Linked DNA regions of Homo sapiens: region 2 is linked to region 1. Evidence: read pairs that join two places in POLR2A ChIA-PET (ENCODE). Cell type or tissue: GM12878. All regions are shown on one strand.

Evidence for each region. ChIA-PET counts read pairs that join two places held together with the same protein. Peaks named below come from ENCODE experiments on the same cell type or tissue, not always from the same donor. Only the 100,000 strongest peaks of a DNase experiment are listed, where the experiment ranks them.
Region 2: POLR2A ChIA-PET joins it to region 1 with 7 read pairs; 2 of 35 experiments call an interaction of 5 or more read pairs at or near these places.

Annotation. Positions count from the first base shown.
Region 1 is chr10:72,944,677-72,948,676 of GRCh38, forward strand. The region is part of intron 1 of PLA2G12B (phospholipase A2 group XIIB); the gene reads right to left. It overlaps LOC124902451 (a long non-coding RNA gene), which reads left to right. Exons shown (of 3, transcript XR_007062191.1): 2 at 670-908; 3 at 993-1,032. Among named protein-coding and RNA genes, the nearest start is that of PLA2G12B, 8.1 kb to the right of the region's middle. In GM12878, no CTCF peak of the experiment used is centred here; no DNase peak of the experiment used is centred here.
Region 2 is chr10:72,160,766-72,164,765 of GRCh38, forward strand. ASCC1 (activating signal cointegrator 1 complex subunit 1) reads right to left here. Exons shown (of 10, transcript NM_001198800.3): 6 at 773-909. Among named protein-coding and RNA genes, the nearest start is that of ANAPC16, 53 kb to the right of the region's middle. In GM12878, no CTCF peak of the experiment used is centred here; DNase peaks (open chromatin) are centred at 2,366 and 3,931; H3K27ac peaks cover 1,807 bases.

The sequences.
Region 1 (4,000 bases):
AGATCCTTAAACAAGATAGAATATCTCATAAAAATCCAGAGCTAAGACTCATGCCTCTGGTATAGTAAATCTGCACTTTCCTGGAACCCAGGCTGCTTCTAGCTTTCTGCTCTACCAGCCCTGGAGTGTAGCCCTGGCTCTCATGGTCTAAGATGGCATTTCAGCCAACACATCCATATTACCTGTAGCAGGATGGCAGGAGTTGGAAGGGTCCAGCCCCTCTCTTCAGTAAACACACTCCAGAATGTTATACACGTCACTTCCTCATACTTCCCTCTGGCCAGACCTTAATCAAATGGCAAAATCTGGTTGCCAAGGTGGGCTAGGAAATGAAGTGGGCAGCCATGAGCCCAGCTAAAACGTGGAAGGAGGGGCTTTATACTGTAGAAAAGGGGAAGAATGGATATTAGGGGACACTAAGCAGTTTCTGCCACAGTTTGGGTATTTGTTGCTGTGATACATGTGGTTATAAGATTGTGGTCCAAGATGACTTCCAATGATCCCCACCTCCTGGTATTCACCTCCTTGTATATAGTCCCAGGAGTGGTCTGTGTGACCCAGAGAATACTGCAGAAGTGGAGGTGTGTTCCTCCTAAGATTAAGCTATAAAAGACCATGATTTCTGTCTTGGGCTCTCTTACTCTCCCTCTCTCTCACCGTTCACTCTAGGGGAAGTTATGTCATGAACAGTCCCATAGAAAGACCCATGCGGCAAAGAACTAAAACCTCCTGCCAATAGCCACATGAATTTAACAAGAGATCCTCCAGCCCCAGCTGAATCTCCAGAGATGGCAGCATCAGCTGGGCAGCATGACCTCAACTTTATGAGAAACTGAGCCAGAATCGCCCAGCAAAGCCACTCCAGGATCCCTGACCCTCAGCAAGTGTGTGATATAATCTTTGCTATTGTAAGCTGCTGAGTTTCGAGGTACCTTTTTGCTCAATAATATATAACTGTTGCAGTTGCCATTATGATGTTTTTTTTTTTTCAGATGGAATCTCGCTCTGTTGCCCAGGCTGGAGTGCAGTGGTGCGATCTTGGCTCACCGCAATCTCTGCCTCCCAAGTTCAAGTGATTCTCCTGCATCAGCCTCCTGAGTAACTGGGGTTACAGGCACGCACCACCACACCCAGCTAATCTTTGTATTTTTAGTAGAGATGGGGTTTCACCATGTTGGCCAGGCTGGTCTCGAACTCCTGGCCTCAAGTGATCCACCCACCTTGGCTTCCCAAAGTGCTGGGATTACAGGCGTGAGCCACCTTTCCTGGCCTGCCATTATGATTTTAATCTCTTTGTTATATTTTTTCTATGACAGCTTTATTGAGCTATAATTCATATATCATATACATTCACTCATTTAATGTGTACGATTCAATGGTTTTGGCATATCCACAGAGTTGTCCAGTCAACACCATAATCTAATTTTGGAACATTATAATCTCAAAAAGAAACCCTGTACCCATTAACCACCTCTCCCATCTCCCTACCCCCAGCCCTAGGCAACTCCTTCATATGAATTAAATCATACAATATGTGGCCTTTTGTGTCTGGCTTCTTTCTCTTAGCAAAATGTTTTCTGGTTTCATACATGTTGTAGTATGTATCAGTACTTAAGTTCTTTTTATTGCCAGAAAAACCTTCCATTGTATAGACATACCACATTTTTTTACCCATTCATCGGTTAATAGACATTTGGGTTGTTTTCACCTTTTAGCTATCATGAATAATACTGCTACTAATATTTGTAGACGGGTTTTTGTGTGAACATGTGTTTCATTTCTCCATAAGAATAGGATTGCTGGGTCATATGGTAACCCTGTTGAACATTTTAAGGAATTGCCACACTGTTTTCCAAAGTGGCTGCACCACATTCCCAGCAGCAATGCGTGAGGGTTCCCATTTCTCCACATCCTCACTAACACTTGCTATTGTCTGTCTTTTTTATTGTAGCCATCCTAGTGGGAGTGAGGTGGTGTTTCACAGTAGTTTTGACTTGCATTTCTATAATGATTATGTTGAGCATCTTTTTATGTGGTTATTTACCATTCATATAAATTCTTTTGGAAAATGTCTACTTAAATCCTCTACCCACTCTATAACTGAGTTATTTATCTTTTTACTGTTGAGTTGTAAGTGTTCTTTATATATTTTGGAAGCCTTGTCAATTCTGCAAATATTTTGTGCCATTCTGTGGGTTGTCTTTTCACGTTTTTGATGGTGTAACTATTTATTTGTTTTCATCTTCTTTTTTTTTTTTAAGAGATGGGGTCTCACTCTGTCACCCAGGTTGGAGTGCAGTGCAGTGGCACAATCATAGCTCACTGCAGCTTCAAACTCCCAGGTTCAAGTGATCCTCCTATCTCAGCTGTCCAACTAGCTATGACTGCAGGTGCATGCCATCATGCATGGCTAACTTGTAAATTTTTTGATAGAGATGGGGTCTTGCTATGTTGCCCAGGCTGGTCTTAAACTCCTAGGCTCAAGCAGCTCTCCAACCTCAGCTTAATGAGCTGCTAGAATTACAGGCATGAGCCACTGTGCCCTGCTTCTTTTCATTTTCTTATTTTATTTTATTTTTTGAGACAGGGTCTCTCACTCTGTCACCCAGGCAGGAATGCAGTGTTGTGATCTTGGCACACTGTAGCCTCGATCTCCAGGCCCAAGCAAGCCTCCCACCTCAGCCTCCCTAGTAGCTGGGACTACAAGTGCTGTCACTGCACCTGACTAATTTTTGTATTTTTTTGTGGAGATGGGGTTTGGCTATGTTGCCCAAGCTAGTCTTGAATTCCCAGACTGAAGCTATCCATCCATCTCGGCCTCCCAAAGGGCTGAGATTATAGGCATGAGCCACAGCACCCAGCCTTCTTTTTCTTATTGAGGTGAAATTCAGATAACATAAAATTAACCACCTTAAAGTATGCAATTAAATACATTCACAATGTTGTACAACCATCACTTTTATCTAGCTCAAAAACATTTTCATCACCCCCAAGGTAGACCTTGTGCCCATTCAGCAGTCATTCCCTGTCTCAGGCAGTTTGGATGCTATAACAAAAATAACATAGACTGGATGGCTTACACGGCAGAAATTTATTCCTCACGGTGCTGAAGGCTGGGAATTCCAAGATCAGGGTGCCAGTGCATTCTGTGTCTGGTGAGGGCCTTCTTCCTGGCTTGCAGACGGCCTTGTCTTCTCTTCTTTCTCTTTCTCTTCTTACGAGGACACTAGTCTCATCATGGTAGCCCCACACTCAAGATAGCGTTTCAGCTCACTACAACCTCCGCCTCCTGTGTTCAAGCCATTCTCCTGCCTCAGCCTCCTGAGTAGCTGGTATTACAGGCGCCTGCCACCACGCCCGGCTAATTTTTTGTGTTTTTAGTAGAGACGGGGTTTCACCATGTTGTTCAGGCTGGTCTCAAACGCCTGACCTCAAGTGAGCTGCCCTCCTTGGCCTCCCAAAGTGCTGGGGTTACAGGTGTGAGCCACCTTGCCCAGCCAGAGAGTGAAACATCTTTTTAATAATTTTGCTGAAAAGGGCATTTGCCACAGACTTGGCTCGGTTTCTTGGGTTACCCTCTGCCTTTTTGCCCTTGATAACTCACAGAAGATAAAACTCTGCTATTCTAGTTTGAAAGATACCGGAATGGAATTCCTATCCGGCCTGCAGCTGATGATGGTTATTTTTATTTTATTTAATGTTTTATGTTAACTGCAGAAATTCTATTTAGAAACGAAGCTGAAAATATAAGTTCTAAGACAAAAGGTAATGGTTTCAGTCTAGGCAGAAACAGAAATCATTCAAGGATACCATATCCTCAAATTATTGTTTCAGTAGCTTATGGTTGATGTTTTAAGTCTAGGCATTAATAATGTATCATATCCACACATGTTTTATTTTCTGGCTGGAGCTGTTTATAGGAGTGAGAGGCCGACAACTTGATCCTGTTCAAATTCAAATTTTAGTGTTCATAAAAAAAGTTTTATTGGAACACAGCCAC
Region 2 (4,000 bases), 780 kb before region 1:
TAAAATTATTTGTATTAAAAAAAAAAAAAAAAAAGAGGCCGGGCTTGGTTGCTCACGCCTGTAATCCCAGCACTTTGGGAGGCCAAGGCGGGCGGATCACAAGGTCAAGAGATCAAGACCATCCTGGCTAAAATGGTGAAACCCCGTCTCTACTAAAAATACAAAAAATTAGCCGGACGCGGTGGCGGGCGCCTGTAGTCCCAGCTACTCAGGAGGCTGAGGCAGGAGAATGGCGAGAACCCAGCAGGCAGAGCTTGCAGTGAGCCGAGATTGCGCCACTGCACTCCAGCCTGGGCGACAGAGCAAGATTCCATCTCAAAAAACAAAAAAAAAGAAAGTAAGTCAGTATTTCTAAAATATAATGAAGACTTCCCTAGAGAATCGTGTTATAATGTTTGCACTCCAGCCTGGGCGACAGGAAAAAAAAAAAAAAAGAAACACAGTGTTTCTAAAATATAATGAAGACTCTCCTAGAGAATCGTGTTATAATGTTTGAGTTACTGTAATAGACAGAATAATGACCCCCAAAGATGTTAATGTCCCACTCTCTAGAATTTATATTCTATCTTACATGGCAAAGAGATTTTTGTAGATGTGATTAAGGTTATGGAATCTGGTATGAGAGGTTAGCCTGTATTGCCTGAGTGGGCTCCATCAAATCACATGAGTCCTTCCCATGTTATACACCCTCTGGTTCAAAAACAAGTCTGTAATACCAAAAAGAAGCCAGCCCAGGTAGACCACCCAACCCCCATCCCTGAGAATTACTCACTTAATGAATTCCTCTTTACACTGCTGTAGCATCTCACATGTCTGCTGGATCTCTTCCTCACTCAAAAGCACCAACATCCCAATAGTTAGATGAAGCTTTTTAGGATTCTGGAAAATGCTGCTGTCAACCCCATGATCCTGTTATCAAAGAGAGAAAAACAAGAAACTCAGCCCATACAAAGGCAAATGGCAAGAATAAAATTGAGTCCCCAAAAATAAACCCACACACCTACAGCCAAGTGATTTTCCACAAGGTGCCAAGACCATTCAATAGAGAAAGTCTCCTCAATAAATGATGCTAGAACAATAGAATACCCACATGCAAAAGAATAAAGATAGACTACTACCTCCTACCATATAAAAAAATTAACAAAATAGATCATGACCTGGAATTCAGCAATGGATTCTCAGATATGACACCAAAAACATGGACGACAAAAGAAAAAAATAAACTGGATTTCACCAAATTAAAAAACTTTTGTGCATCAAAGAACACTATCAGGAAAGTGAAAAGAAGCCTACAGAATGGCAGAAATATTTGCAAGTAATTTACCTGATAAGGGTCTAGTATCCGGAATATATAAAGAACTCTTCCAATTCAACAACGAAAAGAAATCTAATATTTTTATTTTTTAATTATTTATTTATTTTTGAGACAGAATCTCGCTCTGTTGCCCAGGCTGGAGGGCAATGGCGTGATCTTGGCTCACTGCAAGCTCTGCCTCCTGAGTTCATGCCATTCTCCTGCCTCCGCCTCCCAAGTAGCTGGGACTACAGGCGCCCGCCACCACGCCCGGCTAATTTTTTTGTATTTTTAGTAGAGAACAGGGTTCACCATTTTAGCCAGGATGGTCTCAATCTCCTGACCTCATGATCCGCCCGCCTCAGCCTCCCAAAGTGTTGGGATTACAAGAGTGAGCCACCGCGCCTGGCCCAATTTTTTTATTTTTTAAGAGACTGGGTCTTGCTGTCACCCAGGCTGGACTGCAGTGGTGCAGTCACAGCTCACTGTAACCTCAAACTCCTGGGCTCAAGCGATCCTCCTGCCTCAGCCTCCTGCATAGCTGGGATTATGGGTGTGAGCCACAGAACCCAGTAGAACCCAATTTTAAAATGGGAAAAGGGACCAGGCACAGTGGCTCACGCCTGTAATCCCAACATTTTGGGAGGCTGAGGCGGGTGGATCACTTGAGATCAGGAGTTCAAGACCAGCCTGACCAACATGGTGAAACCCCATCTCTACCAAAAATACAAAAATTAGCTGGGTGTGGTGGCAGGCGCCTGTAATCCCACATACTCGGGAGGCTGACACAGGAGAATCGCTTAAACCTGGGAGGCAGAGGTTGCAGTGAGCCAAGATCACGCCATTGCACTCCAGCCTGGGTGACAAAGTGAGACTCTGTCTCAAAAAAAAAGGAAAAGGACTGGAATAGACTTTTCTCCAAGGCAGAAATACAAATGGCTAACAAGCAGAACTGGCTAACAAGCACATGAACATCATTAGTCACTTAGGGAAATGCAAATCAAAACCACTATGAGGTACCATTTCACACCCACTAAAAATCAAAATAATGGAAAATGACAAGTGCTGGCGAGGATGTGTAGAAATTGGAACCCTCATACATTGTTGCTAGGAAGGTAAAATGACTCAGCCTCTGTGAAAAAGAGTTTGGCAGTTCCTCAAAAAGTTAAACATAGAATTACCACATGACCCAGCAATTCTACTCCTAGGTATATGCCCAAGAGAACTGAAAAAGGGACTCAAATACATGTACATGCATGTTTCCAGAAGCACTACTCACAACAGCCAAAAGATGGAAATAACCCAAATGTATATCAACAGATGAATGGATAAACAAACCGTAGTATATACACACAGTGGAATATTATTCAGCCTCAAAAAGGAATGAAATTCTGGCTGGCCGCGGTGGCTCATGCCTGTAATCCCAGCACTTTGGGAGGCCGAGGCAGGCAGATCACCTGAGGTCAGGAGTTCGAGACCAGACTGACCAACATGGCAAAACCCTGTCTCTACTAAAAATACAAAAATTAGCCGGGTGTGGTGGTGTGTGCCTGTAATCCCAGCTACTACGGAGGCTGAGGCAGGAGAATTGCTTGAACCTGGGAGGAAAAGGTTGCAGTGAGCCGAGATCGCACCACTGCACTCCAGCCTAGGAGACAGAGTGAGACTCACTCTGTCTCCAAAAAAAAATTTTGGCTCTGGGAAGCACAAAAAGTAAATATACCTCATGAATCCCTAAAATTGAGGTGAAATTCACATAATATAAAATTAACCATTTTAAAGTGTACAATACAGCAGTATTTATATTTAGTGTATTCAATGTTGTGCAACCACCAGCATTCTTTAGTAGCAAAACTTTATCATCTGATAAAAGCATTCCATATCCATTTATTTATTTACTTTATATTTATTTTTATTTTTTGTGATGGAGTCTTGCTCTGTCATCCAGGCTAGAGTGCAATGATGCGATCTTGGCTCGCTACAACTTTTGCCTCCCGGGTTCAAGCAATTCTCCTGCCTCAGCCTCCTGAGTAGCTGGGATTACAGGTGCCTGCCACCACTCCTGGCTAATTTTTTGATTTTTTGTAGACAGGGTTTTTACCATGTTGGACAGGCTGATCTCCAATTCCTGACCTCAGGTGATCCGCCCATCTCAGCCTCCCAAAGTGCTGGGATTACATGCATGAGCCACCATGACCAGCCCTCATACCCATTTAAATAAATAATCACTCCTCTTTCTCCATGCCCCATCCCCTAGTGACCTCTAGTTTGCTTTTTGTCTCTTTGGATTTATCTATTCTGGATATATTATATAGAAAGGATCATACAATATAAGACCTCTGTGACCAGCTTCTTTCATTTACCATGATGTTTTCAAGGTTCATCCAAGCTGTAGCATTATCACTCCTTCACTCCTTTTTAGAGTTAAATAATATTTTAGTGTATGTATGTATCAAAATGTGTTTATTAATTCATCTATTGAAGATTTGGGTTTTTTGCACCTTTGCTATTAGGAATAATGCTGCTATAAACATTTGTGTACAAATTTCTGTGTTAACATATGTTTTCAGTTATTTAGGGTATATACCCAGGAGGAGAACTGCTGGGTCACATGGCAATTCTATGTTTAACTTTTGAGAAACCACCAAACCATTCTCTACATTGGCTGAACTAACAAACATTCCCAGCAGCAATGTATGAAGGCTC